Regions from separate parts of the Homo sapiens genome. Here region 2 is linked to region 1. A link is a loop called in an ENCODE intact Hi-C map of the cell type or tissue named here. Cell type or tissue: mesothelial cell of epicardium. All regions are shown on one strand. Each heading gives the region's core, and the rest is flanking DNA. Links, peaks and the distances in the headings are about the cores only.

Region 1 (6,508 bases), core at 123-2,622:
GATGTTCTCGATCTCCTGACCTCGTGATCCGCCCGCCTCGGCCTCCCAAAGTGCTGGGATTACAGGTGTGAGCCACCGCGCCCGGCCAACTTCCACAGTTTTTTAAACTTAAAAAAAAATGGTGATACCTATGACCAGTTATCCATAATCTTTCCATCCCAATCACTATTTACATTTTATTTTGCTGTTTCCTCCCAGACTTTTTTTAATGATTTTTTTTAAATTAAAAAAAAAAATTTTTTTTTTAGAGTCTTGCTTTGTCACCCAGGCTGGAGAGCAGTGGTATGATCTCGGCTCACTGCAGCCTCCACCTCCCAGGTTCAAGCAATTCTTGTGTCTCAGTCTCCCAAGAAGCTGGGATTACAGGTGAGCGCCACCACACCTGGCTAATTTTGTATTTTTAGTAGAAACATGTTGATCAGGCTGGTCTCGAACTCCTGGCCTCAAACAGTCCACCTTCCTTGGCCTCCCAGAGTGCTGGGATTACAGGCATGAGCCACTGTACCCAACCTTTTTATGAATTTTTAATATAATTAGGATCATATGAGGGCATGTATGTTTCTATTTTAAAACATGAAATAAAATGTTACATCTAGAATAGTGTTAGAATTGACCAAAACTAGACCTAATTACTAGCCTCTAGACCAGGAATATTGGTAAACTGCTGCTTGCCAGCAGTTTTTATTAATAAAACATAGCCATTGGAACATAGCCATGCCCATTTTTCTGTTTTCTGTGCTGCAGTGGCAGAGTTGAGTAATTGCAACAGAGACCGTATGGTCAACAAAGCCTAAAATATTTACCACCTGGCCTTTTAGAAAAAAGCTTACTGAACCCTCTTGTAGACTATAGTGGGCTTCTGGAGTTGAGAACTATTATTTGAGTCATTACTGCACAGTTAACTTATCTACAGAATATGGTCTACACAGAAGTTACAGACTGGTGCTTTGGGTGTTATGTAGATCTATAATACTTGTCTCTGGTAAAGTCAGTGAGTCGGGCGTTTTTTGAGACAGCAGTTTTGCTCTTGTTGCCCAGGCTGGAGTGCAATGGCGTGGTCTCGGCTCACTGCAACCTCCACCTCCTGGGTTTAAGCAGTTCTCTCTCAGCCTCCCAAGTAGCTGGGATTACAGGCACCCACCACCACGCCTGGCTAATTTTTGTATTTTTAGTAGAGATGAGGTTTCACCATGTTGGCAAGGCTTGTCTCGAACTCCTGATCCCAGGCGAGCCGCCTGCCTCGGCCTCCTAAAGTGCTGGCATTGCAGGCGTGAGCCACTGCGCCCTGCAATGAGTCTGTTTTATAGTTTCTCTAGAATTGAAAGAGTTCCACTCAAAATTGAGCTTCTGTTTACCATTTAGTTTGAGCATGTGACGTGAATTATTCCTCCACTTGATAGTGGAAAGAAAGAGGTGCAGAGGTCTGTAATTAGGCTTTAGGCTGCATTAGAGTTGGGATTGATTGTGGCTAGCATAAACTCCAATGGGGATGAGGTACTAGGACATTAATTTTTTATTTCTCAGTCAAAGAACAGAAGTCTTGAGGGAACCATAGTTCACAGATTCTTTTCTGCTGCTCATTCTTTAAATCTGGGACTGAGGGCCAGAGAAAAATGTCCTAGGGCAAAAGGCAGATAGATGTTCCTTACGTACATCTGGGATGGCAAAAGTCATGGTTTTTTATTTGTGTGGTAAGCATTTGAAATAAGATTTCATACACTGTTAAAGCTGTCCTTTTCAGTTAATCCTCAGAACTTAGTAGTAAGTCTTCTTTCTTATCACTTTAATCAATACTTTGATTAAACTGTTGAGCCTTGTCACTAAAGATCTATACTTGTCATTGTTCAGCCAGCTGTGAATCTATCTAAATTATTTTGTCTGTTATGTAGTTCTTTTTTCCTGCTTGGTTCACTAGAATCTTACATGCTTTTTTTTTTTTTTTATCATATTTTCCTGACTATTTGGATCAATTTCCCAAAAATGACCTTCTCCACATTAAAACTGCCACTTTTTTTGTTCACCCACACATTGTAGTAATTTTTTTTTTTTGCTTTTTTTTTTCCCAAAACCTCTTTACTATTGGAAGAGCTTAGTTTTATCTGTGAATAGTGCTTTCATATTATAAGATTGTTGAAATCAGTCCTTGACACACTTCACTATTTATACTTCCCTATTTAGGTTAATTCCTGTCATGCCTTCTCATCCCTTCCATACCTAGCTCAAGCCAGTGTTCTCTGTTTGTCCTTATTTAATTGCCCCAGCCACAGTGTCCTCTCAGCTTTTCTTCTTTCAGTGTAGTTGTGCTACTTTTTAAAAAAGTTTAACAGGACTCTAAATTATATGCTGTAACATACTGTATTCTTTCCTGTGCCACACAGATAAGTAAGCACCTACCAAGTACTTATGGATTAGCCACTGGGAAAAAGGGAAATACATAGATTATTACAGTATGGGTAAACTATTACGAGAAATAAAAACACAGGTTCCAAGGAGGAAAAATGACCTTTGGTTAAGGAAATTAAGAAAAGCCTCCTGGAAGGGGTGACATTTGAAAGCTGTGTAGGATTAGAATGTGGATTAATTCTTTGACCTGTGTAGTTATTTCTCTCAGTCTCCTTATATGTTACCGACATCATCAGCATTCTACCCAAACTTGCCTGCATTACCTGGTTTTAATAAATGATTTTGCTCCTAATGCTTGAGAAAACTAGGGACTGAGAAAACTTGGGGATGATTTAAGTGTTGGCCTCCCCCCTCACCTCTGCCTGCCACAAGAGAAACTTGTCTGATCTCACATTTAATCTTAACCTCCTTTCCTTCAGTATCAGGCCTCCCTTTTTCATGGTTAGCCCTTCCCCTGTGCTTTTGATCTTGTGCTATCTCATCTCTAGGATCTTACTTTGTTAAGTTTCTCTTTATTTTCCCATATGTCTTCAGCTTCTTCCTCTCTTCAGTTTATAACACAGTCGACTTCTCTTTGATTTTGATCCTGCATGTACCTGGAAGTTTCTCTCTGTTCTTTCACGTATTTGAACCTTTTAAGAGCCGCCGGGCGCGGTGGCTCACGCCTGTAATCCCAGCACTTTGGGAGGCCGAGGCGGGCGGATCACCTGAGGTCCGGAGTTCAAGACCAGCCTGACCAACATGGAGAAACCCCGTCTCTACTAAAAATACAAAATTAGCCGAGTGTGGTGGCGCATCCCTAAATCCCAGCTACTCAGGTGGCTGAGGCAGGAGAATGGCTTGAACCCAGGAGGTGGAGGTTGCTGTGAGCCGAGATCGCGCCATTGCACTCCAGCCTGGGCAACAAGAGCGAAACCCCCTCTCAAAAAAAAAAGAAGAGCCTACACAATCACCTTTATTTCCTTATTTCTGCTAATTTCTTGGTCTACTGCAATCTGGCTTTCGGCTGCTATAACTCCACGGACACTGCTATCAAGGTCATCTTCATTTTATCAACACATTGTCTAATTGCCACATCTGGATTGATTTAAAAAATCTACAAAATCACTTGTGACCTTTGGGGAAATTTGAACACTGATTATTTGATACCAAATAATTAATTTTTAGGTGTGATAATGTTATGATGTGTTAAAGAGTTTTTATCTTTTAGAGATAATACTGTTTAGGCTAGGTGCAGTGGCTCACCCCTGTAATCCCAGCACTTTGGGAGGCCGAGGTGGGTGGATCACCTGAGTTCGAGACCAGCCTGACTGACATGGTGAAACCCCATCTCTACTAAAAATGTAAAAAGTTAGCAGGGCATGGTGGTGCATGCCTGTAAACCCAGCTACTTGGGAGGCTGAGGCAGGAGAATTGCTTGAACCCGGGAGGCAGAGGTGGCAGTGAGCTGAGATTGCGCCATTGCACTGCAGCCTGGGCAACGAGTGAAACGCCGTTTCAAAAAAAAAAAAAAAAAAAGATAATACTGATTACTTACAAGGAAATGATATGTCTGGGATTTGCTCTGAAATAACTGGGGTGGGATATAGATAACATTTTTCTTATGTTTAATGGTTGAAACTGGATGATGAGCATATAGAATTCATTATACTCTTTTTTCAAACTTTGTGTGTGTTTGAAATTTTCTATTATTGAAAAGTTGGGGCTTTTTAAATAAATGGAAAAGGGGAGAAGGAAGTAACCAAGAATAAAATCAATAAGAAATAATTATTTAATTACAATTCAGAATGGCATGCAGACTGTAAACTTTAATAATAAGTGGCTGTTCAAACTAATTTTCACCAGTAAAAGAATTGGGACTTTGACAGTGGAAGCATAATGCCTGGCATAAAGCAGATGCTGAGTAAATAATTGGTTGACTGAATTAGCTAGCAAGAGCTCAGAGCTGGATTACATAGACAACTCGTTGGATAATTTTAAAGGCTGTATACCTTTGGGAAAACCTGGTAGTTACTAGTCACCCCATTTGTTTTCATAAATAATAACAATCCATAATGGTATGGTGCTTACCATGTCCCAGGAATTATTCTAAGCGTTTTACATACATTAATTCTTTTAATTCTCATATTAGCCTCAGGAGAGGGGCACAATTACTTTCCCCATTGTACAGATGAGGAAATAGAAGCAAAGAGACTTTAAATAACTGGCTTAAGTCACACAGCAGGTGAAGTAACAAAGCCATGATTTGATCTTAGGCCATCATGTTTCATAGTCAATATTTTTAATCATAGTATTATATAGTCTGTCTTCAGTAAATCTTACAAAATTAATGTTATAATTGTCTACATGAATAATTCTAGGCAAGACTAGATTTGTCTAAGACATAGGTATTCTGATATATATATATCAGAATATATATATATAGTGTGTGTGTGTATATATATGTATATGTCATTCAATTCAGTGTTGGATTTTTATTGAATTTATTCTAGGCCGTTGTGACTTTATTTCTGTCTGTTGGCTAACCTCTCTGGACTAGGAAATGTATACTCTGTTGAGGTGATTTGCTCAAAGTGGAAGCCTTAGTTCTAACTTGGCATGATAACTTTGGAAAAGTGACTGAGTGCAAGATACTACCTTAGATAATTTAAGCAGAAGACTAGATTGGGGCACAATTGAAAGTAAGAGTGGAAAATCAGATTCAGCTAATTTTTGATAAAGCCAGTGTAATTCTGAGTGGTTTAGATAAAATTAGTAAACACAAGGGCTGTTTTGTAGACTAAATGTAGGTGAAAGATTAAATCTTTTATCTAAAAAGATGTCTCATCTCTCTTTTGTTAGAAGGTCCCCTAAGAAGAGCTTGGCAGACTCTGAAGGAACCTCTCCTTTTGCATAATGAACTGCCAGTAGAAACCCTTCTAGCCGTTAGAACGCTGTTTCTGTTTTTAGTAAACAGTTTCACATTCAGGCAGTTTTGTTTCTGGTTTGAGTATTTACAGGTGATGTGAAAGTTTAAGGATAATAACTTTGCTGTTAATGTCTGCTCTTAATCACATTCGTCTCAGGGAGGTTTGCTGTTTTGAAAACAGTGTTTTCAGAGAAAAAGGTTATCTGTAGTTAATTTGATTTCCTCTTTCATTTCAGCATTTTTTTTTTTTTGAGACAGAGTTTCTTTCTTGTTGCCCAGGCTGGAGTGCAATGGCGCGATCTCGGCACACTGCAACCTCTGCCTCCTGGGTTCAAGCTATTCACCTGCCTCAGCCTCCCGAGTAGCTGGGATTACAAGCATGTGCCACCACACCTGGTTAATTTTGTATTTGTATTAGAGACAAGGTTTCACCATGTTGGTCAGGCTGGTGTTGAACTCCTGACCTCAGGTGATCCACCCGCCTTGGCCTCCCAAAGTGGTGGGATTACAGGTGTGAGCCACTGTGCCTGGCCCTAAAATGCCATTTATTGTTAAAACATTGTATGCCGTTAATTTTGAAATTGACTTGTGCAGTTGTTGCTTTACATTAACATCTTCATAAATTTATTATACAGTTAATGTTTCTTAGACAGTTTACCAGCTGTCATTTATCATTTACTTGGTAATTTAGTGATCTCAATTCTGATTTAATTCACCTAGTCACTGAGAATTACTTATGCTTTGCTTGCTCTCAGTAAAGCATTAGAATTAAGTAATGACGAGAAGAACAAAGGATTTTCTTAAGTATAGTACATGAACTTAAATAGTTTGGGTTACCTTGTTTTAGTGTTACAGACGGTTTTTAATAATCCCTGGATTCAAATTAGCCGGGTATGGTGGTGGGTGCCTGTAGTCCCAGCTACTCGGGAGGCTGAGGCAGGAGAATGGCGTGAACCTGGGAGGCGAAGCTTGCAGTGAGCTGAGATCATGCCACTGCACTCCAGCCTGGGCGACAGAGCGAGACTCCGTCTCAAAAAAAAAAAAAAAAAAAAAAAAAAAATTCCCTGAACTCTCTAGTATATATTAAATATTTCAAGTTTTTAAACAAGTAGTCTCAAGTAAAGGACTGGCCGGGCACAGTGGCTTACACCTGTAATCCCAGCACTTTGGGAGACCGAGGCAAGTGGATCACCTGAG
Region 2 (7,993 bases), core at 2,959-5,458, 220 kb before region 1:
ACTCACATACCCTTCATTACTCCACGCCTGGCTTGCCCTTGGCAGGCATGGGATCCAGGCCAGTAGCATGAGCTGAGTGCAGCCTGCTGGGCCAACTGGGTGGAACAAGCCCAGCAGGCCAGAACAAAACTTGGGCAAAGGCACCACTGGCCACAGAGGTTTCCAGCAGGCGAAGCGACACCACAAGGATCCCGTAACACAATGAGCATTTGTAGCCATCATCCCAGTGTGTGGATTGAGTAGAAAGAGAAATAGCGTGCCCTCACTAGTGCTTCCATACACATAGAGACCACAGACTTTGGAACAGCATCCCTGGCATCTTTGTTTTGGAATGACATTGAAACACTGAACCAAGTCAAATAAGGGGACATTTGCAACTTTGCTGACTCATTTGTCAAGAATAAAAAAATACACAGGCAAATTTGAATGAAGGCCAGGCACAGTGGCTCACACCTGTAATCTCAAGACTTTGGGAGGACGAAATGGGAGAATCACTTGAGCCCAGGAGTTCAAGACCAGCCTGGACAATATATCGAGAGGCCTGTAATTCCAGATATTTGGGAGGCTGAGATGAGAGAATTGTTTGAACCCAGAAGGTTGAGGCTGCAGTGAGACTTGATCACGCCACTGAATTCCAGACTGGGTAACATTGTAAGACCCTGTCTCAAAAAATATATTAAAAAAGCAAATGGAGAGAATGTGAGGAGAATCATCTGTGAAGGAAACTGGAAGGTCTTTTCCAATTTCTAACCATACAGTGGGCCCTGAGAAAACACCTTTATAGAGAGAGAATGATTAGAACATTCTCTCTAATAATAATGATAGTCACATGAATGTCTGTAAATGTATAGGCAACAGGATAGTATCAATAAGTTGAATATGCCTTTAACAAGCTGAATGTACCTTATTCTTTAGCCTTCTTGAAAATAAAAGCCTAACCTAGTCATCTACCTGCATGGGGAGAATAGGGTGGAATTAGAAGTGCAGATAGGTTGTAATTAGAGGCTTTTAGTGGCTGACAATCACTGAGCATCTGTTGAAAGATAAGTGAATAGTAAAATTAGAAAATTACAGCCTCCATCAAGGAATGCAGCCCTCCCAACATCTCGAGACCCATTTCAGACTTATAACCTCCAGAGCTGTGAGATAATAAATTTGTGTTGTTTTAAGCTTCTAAATTTGTGGTTACTTGTTACAACAATAGGAAACTCATACAATAATTTTTATAGAAAGAATATACAATTAAATGCAAAAAGTACACTCATCTTAAGTGTACAGCTTGAAGAGTTGTCTTCCACATATTAATTGAGTGTAGCTAATTCATAGACCAAGTCATAGCACATCCCAGCAGCAGCCTATGATTCCCTCCTGCAACTGCCCAATTTGTACACTGCACCCCTAAAAGGAAAGAAAAATTCATACATTCAAAATACTTCTCACACCAAATGTGTGGAGTTTACCTCACATTAAGCAATTCTCCAACTCTCCAGATACCAAGTGGGTGTACTACAATTTACTCATGACACTAACTACCCAGAGTTAGTGCAGACCCCATAGGTTGAGGACTCAGCCTCGCAAGGCTGAAACCAAATTTAGACACCAGTCAGTAGTCCCAAACTGTGACCTGTCCATCTGGCTAACTAGCTATCCATTGGGGGTTGCCATGACCTTCTCTTTAGGTTTGATAATTTGCTAGAATGGCTCACAGGACTCAAGAAAGTGCTTTACTTACAATTAGCAGTTTATTTTAAAGGATACCACTTAAGATCAGCCAGATGAAGAGATACACAGGACAAAGTATGAGGGTGGAGCTGAGAGGTTCCGTCCTGCTCCACATGCTGCACCCTCCCAGCAGGTCTGTGTTTCCACCAACCTGAAGTCCTCCAAGTCCTGTCAGTTAGGGGGTTTATGGAGTTTCTATTCGGTAGGCATGATTGACTAATTAGTGGTCCCCAACCTTTTTGGCACCAGGGACCAGTTTCATGGAAGACAATTTTTCCACAGATGGGGGGTGTGGTTTCAGGACGATTCAAGCACATTACATTTATCATTCAATTCTCATAAGGATGACGCAACCTAGATCCCTTGCATACTCGGTTCACAATAGGATTCACACTCCTACGAGAATCTAATGCTGCTGCTGATCTGACAGGAGGCGGAGCTCAGGCGGGAATCCTTGCTCACCCACTGCTCGCCTCCTGCTTTGCAGTCCAGTTCCTAACAGGCCATAGACTGGTACTGGTCCACAGCCTGGGGGTTGGGGAACCCTGGACTAAATCATGGGCCATTGGTGACTGAGCTCAATCTCCAGCCCTTCTCCCCTCTCCAGAGGTTGGGGGAGGGAGGGAGTGCTGAAAGTTCCAACCCTGTAATCAACCATGTGATTCCTCTGATAACCACCAGCCTCCAAGAGTCACTTCATGAAAACAAACTCACATATGATGAAATAATATACAATAATTAATATAGATAACAAAAGACATTCCTCTTGCCTTTATCATCCAGGATTTTACAAGTGTTTAGGAGCTATGTGCCAGGAAATGGGGATGAAGACCTAATATATGTTTCTTATATTCTTAATGTATCACAATACCACAGCCTCCAAAAGTAATCTCTATTCTGACTTTTATAAATGTTGATTAATATTGCCTGAATTTAAACTTCACATAATTAAAATCATATAATTAATTCCTGCAAGATAGTGATTTAAAATAAGTCAGAAGTACTTTTTATTCCTGGCAATCTTTCTTACTCCCTTAGCCCCTTCAGAGAATAGTGAAGAACTCAGCTGCAAAAAAATTGATGTCAACTTTAGAGATAATAGTTATGAAAGCCAATGTTTTTCTTATCAAGTGCCAGGTTTTATTGCGAGAAGAAAGGAATTTTGAGTTTAGTTGAGCCAGAGCTAGAGGAGTATACCAAGCTTGTCTGACCCATGGCCTGTGGGCTGTATATGACCCAGGATTGCTTTGAATGTGACCCAACACAAATTCATAAGCTTTCTTAGAACACTGAGAGTTTTTTGTGATTTTTTTTTAGCTCATCAGCTATTGTTAGTGTTCTTGTATTTTATGTGTGGTCCAGGACAATTCTTGATCTTCCATTATGGCCCAGGGAAGCCAAAAGATTGGATATCCCTGGAATTTAGCATAGAATTCGTTTTAAAAGTTAACTAGACTTCCTGTCTCTGAACTTACAGTTTTTTCCTTAAAGGCCCCTGAACAACTGCACAGGCCATTCATCACTGTGTATGAGTCCATACACATATTATCACCAGGTGTCCCACTCAAATTCTGTCTGTAGGAAAGACTGCCCTTTGCTTTCAAGGCCAACCCTGGTGTCAGATTTGCATTGCAGTCCGAAGGATTTTCCTGCCCAAATTCTGCTTCCTTCCTTTTTTATCTCTCATGGGATTACTCCTTCCCCTTCTCATCAAACCTCCTCCACTTACTTCTGTCTCAGCTGCTTTCCAGAGAAACCAGCTGACCACTTCATACCTTTGGAGGAGTGATGTTTAGAAGAACGGAAGAAGAGCTATGTGCAAGTGCAGGGTGAGGCTGTATGCAGAGAATTACAGTAACTGCTTTATGTCATCGGGTAGGTGATGAGAACTAATACAAGAGGAAGAATTTAGAATGAGAACAGATAAAATAATATAAGTTCTCTCCTCTACTCTCGAGAATTTGGGGGAAAATTGGTGAGGTCATCAGCTTTCCCACAGAAAGTTGTACAAGACTGGAGTTACTTTATTTGGATGCCAAAGCAAAGGGCAACCCAGAAGGCTGGAGAATTCCTGGTACCGTGCATGCTAAATGCAGCAATAGGTTAGAATGATACTCCTGGGAAGAGTATGAGTAGGAAGGACAGAAAACAGCACTGATTAAAAGTGCAAACTCTGGGTTTGAATCCCATCTCTGCTATCCTACCTAGTTGTGTCACCCTGGCCAATTTACTTCACCTTTTTGAGCCTCAGTGTCATCATCTGTAAAATGGTGATAACAAAAGGAACTATCTCAAAGGGATAGGGTGAGGGTGAAATAAAACAATTCTTGAAAAGTACTTAACCGAGTTCCTGACCTAGACTACATATTCTGTAAACGGTTGTTTTCTTATTAAATTCTAGGAAACATCTGCCAGGGAAGGCAGATGATATTAAAGAAACAAGACCAGACCAGGGAATGTTATTATTCTCTCACACATAGATATAGTATTGCTATTGTTCAAGCAGAGCCTGTAGTTACAAGAACTTTCAAAAAGGACTTAGTTACTAAATGCATTAGAAATAATGTACAATTTCTACCCTACAGGTGCCACGTGACCTATTAAACATTTTATATAACCTTACTCATGGTTATGCTGAACTCTTAACATAGTGTTTCATCAATGTTTATTTAAACTTGCGGATATGCTGCAACCAGAAGCGGGGATTTCCAAATTGGTTAACCCCTATTCAAGGACAGTTGGGGGAAGCTCAGATGTTTTTTCTGGGTTTTTATGGTTTTTATTTGCAGCTGTGTTATTGCAACAGCAATCATATTGGTGCTGTGAACTTATGTAACAGAGAGAAAAGGTATAACACCAAGTAAAATGTATGAGACGCCCCTCGGAGAACCCTGCATTCCATTCCAGTACCCCGGCTTTAACTCTGTTGCTTCTCATCTCAAATCACAGTCTCCACATCTTGTCACCCTTTGCCTAGGCCTCAGCTTCCTTTCCTGATGAGCAACTTCAGATGAGGGGTGCATCTTGTTTCCTCAGTCCTCCAGGGTTCTCCTCCCGAACTGTCGTGAATGGTGAGACCCTGAAGACAATAGTCTATACCTGAAGCGGCCCAAAGACCTCCAAGCGGGAGCAATCCTTACACTGTGTTAAAAGTTTGCTTAACTTAGTGATTTCTCACCCTGGTACAGTCCTAATATGCAATTTTAACATTTTTTGAGCTTTCATTATGAACCAGGAACTGCCCTAAGGTATTTACATAATTGAAATATGTAAATTTTCTCATAGGATTTTGAATATGTAAATTTTCATAAGGATTGAATGTAATGTAATCCTTATATTAACCCTATGTACTATTATTCACATGCCCATTTTACTGATAAAAAATGAAGGCTGTGTTAAGTAACTGGCTGAAGGTCACCTAACCAGGAAGGAGCTGCTCTGCTATTAAACTGCCTCTCAGTGATAACTCCCTGGAAGAGATGAGACCTCTGGGAGACACCCACAGCCATTATTCTGCTCCTTCTAGTATCATAACAGACCCTAAGAATGGGACTGAACGTTAGTCTCTTTTTTATACATGTTCTTAGTTTCTACTTCTAAAACAAGTGTGCAAGGTTTTTTAAAATCAGAAAAAGATAAAGATATATTAAAAAGTAAAATATATCAAATTAATCTACAAGAAAGATCTTCTGGTCAGTTTTTTACTTCAAAAAGCATTTAAGGCCGGGTGTAGTGGCTCATGCCTATAATCCCAGCACTTTGGGAGGCTGAGGCAGGAGGATAGCTTGAACTCAGAAATTTGAGACTAGCCTGGCCAACATGGCAAAATCCCTGTCTCTGCAAAAAACACAAAAATTAGCTGGGCGTGATGGTACGCACTTGTAGTCCCAGCTACTCAGGAAGCTGAGGTGGGAAGATCGGTTGAGCCTGGGACATGGAGGCTGCAGTGAGCCAAGATCACACCACTGCACTCCAGCCTGGGTGACAAAGTGAGACACTGCCTCAAAACAGATGAAATAAAAAGCATTTAACCTTTTAAAGCCTCATTCCTTAGAGCAGCATATCCTAAACTATATACATATGACATCATCCAGGAATCTGGCTAAAATGCCCTCTTTGTTTCAGCTCCTGCATTACTAGTAGACTCCCAGGGGATGCTGCTGGTGGTGGTCTGTGGGTGATGCTTTTAGCAGCACTTTCACACCCCTGTGTTACGGCAAGGATACCCAGCATTTTGCCTATGCCAGAAGTCCAACCCCTCAACCCCACTCCGTATGCTAAAGCCCCCTGGCTCCTCCAGACTCTGGAGGGTATCCCACACTCCCTGGAGGGTATCCCAAACATATCCTTAACCTAATCTACCGACACACCCTTAACCTGCTGCTAGAGACTCCACACTGGCCCCTGGCACCGAGGCCATTCCCACTGACTTCCTCATTCTTGTCTTCAGATCACTAAGGACTTCTGATGGTCAAGGGCTTTTCTACCTCTGCACTGCATAGAGATAAATGCTCTCAATTCTCAGCTGAGGGGCCCCACATGTCTGTTCCAAATCTCCTCTCTTCTCAAGCTCCCAACAAGTCTTGTCACCCAAATCTCCCTCAACATATGACCTCATTTTTTATTTTAATTTAGAGCCATGTCAGGGGCCATTTGACACAAGCTGTGTCCTCTTTCTTCCTCTCAACCTCTATGGAACTCTATTTCTACATCCATCTCTACTTCCTTGTTCACATCAATGTGTCCTCCCTGCTTTCCACAGTCAATCCACTGTCTGGGCCATTGGCTCAATCCTTCTTCACCTCCTCCACCTCCTCTACCTCCTCCCAAATGCTCCTTCCTCATTTTCTTCTTCTCTTCCCATCTTTAGCAAACTCCTGTCCTCTATCTGCAACCTACAAATGTTCAGTTCTCCACTAAGAGAAACACCTTTCACCTGGTTCTTCCCATTTCTCTGATCCCCACCATTACTTAGATGACTCAGGCACATCATACACAAGCAAAATGAAGCCCCTGATTCTTCTCACCCTGCCACGCCACACCCCTGCACCTCCCCCCATCTTCCCAGCTCAGGAAATGGTCCTAGCTTTCACTCAGACCAAAAACCTAGGAGTCATCCTTCATTTGGCTTTCTTCTTAGACCCTACCCCTTCAACATCATTTTGCACATCCTGTTGATGTTTCTACCACCACAATATAGTCCAAAGCTGACCCCTTGTCACTATTTGCGGTGTACCAACTGGATCTAAACCACATTTATTCCTTGAATGAATTATTCAGCATCTTCCCGTCATATTTCCAACTTCAACTCTTGCCCTATACAGTCCATTCTTCACAAAGCAGCCTAAGCGAGTTTAGAAGTTGTAAATCTAATCAAGTTACTTCTCTGTTTAAAATCTACTTATAGCATCCCCTTGCACTTAGAGTAAAACACAAACTCCTTCTCTGCTTCTCTGATGTCTTCTACCACTTTCCCCATAGTTTATCAAGCACCAGATATACTGTGCTCAATCTATGCACTTTCTCTTTGTATAGACTGGAATGTGCTCATTGTGTGCCATGTTTCATTTTCATCATAGCACTTTTAATATCTGCAATTGTCTTCATCATTTACAGACTATCTCTCTCACACTAGAATGCAAACTCCATAACAGTGGTGATCTTGCCTGCCTTACTCACCTAGCAGTGAACAAGCACCTAGTGGGATCTAATAAATACAGGCCTCTTGAACAAGTAAATTAATGAGTTAACCTATTACTCCTGGTAGCTACAAGCCAGTTCTCCACTAGGTAATTCACTGTAGCAAACTTCTGAAATGAATAATCTATGACCATTGCTTTCTTTTTTTCACCATTGTTCCCCATTTTCTCTGTAGTGTAACTTCTCCCTTCACCATTCTTTTGAAACTTCTGCCCTGAAGGTCACCACGGCACTTTAATGACCAAAACAAACCGTCTTTTTTAAGATCTCAGCCACCTTAACCTTTGTGAATTTGACATTGTTAACCACTTCCCTTTTCTTGAAGAATCTCTCCTCTCCCTAGGCTTCTGAGTCACTTCTTCTGCAGACCAAATCTTTACCAACCCTTTTGCTGGCTCATCTTTCTACTCCTGATCTCCACTCATGAGTCTTCTCAGGTGACCTATATCAATTTCTCAATTCTACATATTCGTTTTTGGTGAACGCATCTCCTAGGACTTCAGCTGTTACTTCTTTGCTCATGAGTCTAAGTCAGTCTCTGCATCCTGACTCTCTCCCCTTACCTTCAAAC

The links. Hi-C counts contacts between places; a loop is a spot of excess contacts. Peaks named below come from ENCODE experiments on the same cell type or tissue, not always from the same donor. Only the 100,000 strongest peaks of a DNase experiment are listed, where the experiment ranks them.
Region 2: it touches region 1 in a loop (26-fold over the local background); 3 of 110 quality-filtered maps call a loop at or near these places.

Annotation. Positions count from the first base shown.
Region 1 is chr2:68,202,656-68,209,163 of GRCh38, reverse strand. The region is part of intron 2 of PPP3R1 (protein phosphatase 3 regulatory subunit B, alpha); the gene reads left to right. Among named protein-coding and RNA genes, the nearest start is that of PPP3R1-AS1, 46 kb to the left of the region's middle. RefSeq lists an enhancer at 3,096-3,596. In mesothelial cell of epicardium, for the core only: no CTCF peak of the experiment used is centred there; no DNase peak of the experiment used is centred there.
Region 2 is chr2:68,423,850-68,431,842 of GRCh38, reverse strand. No RefSeq gene overlaps it. Among named protein-coding and RNA genes, the nearest start is that of FBXO48, 39 kb to the left of the region's middle. RefSeq lists enhancers at 7,500-7,609, 7,730-7,969. In mesothelial cell of epicardium, for the core only: no CTCF peak of the experiment used is centred there; no DNase peak of the experiment used is centred there.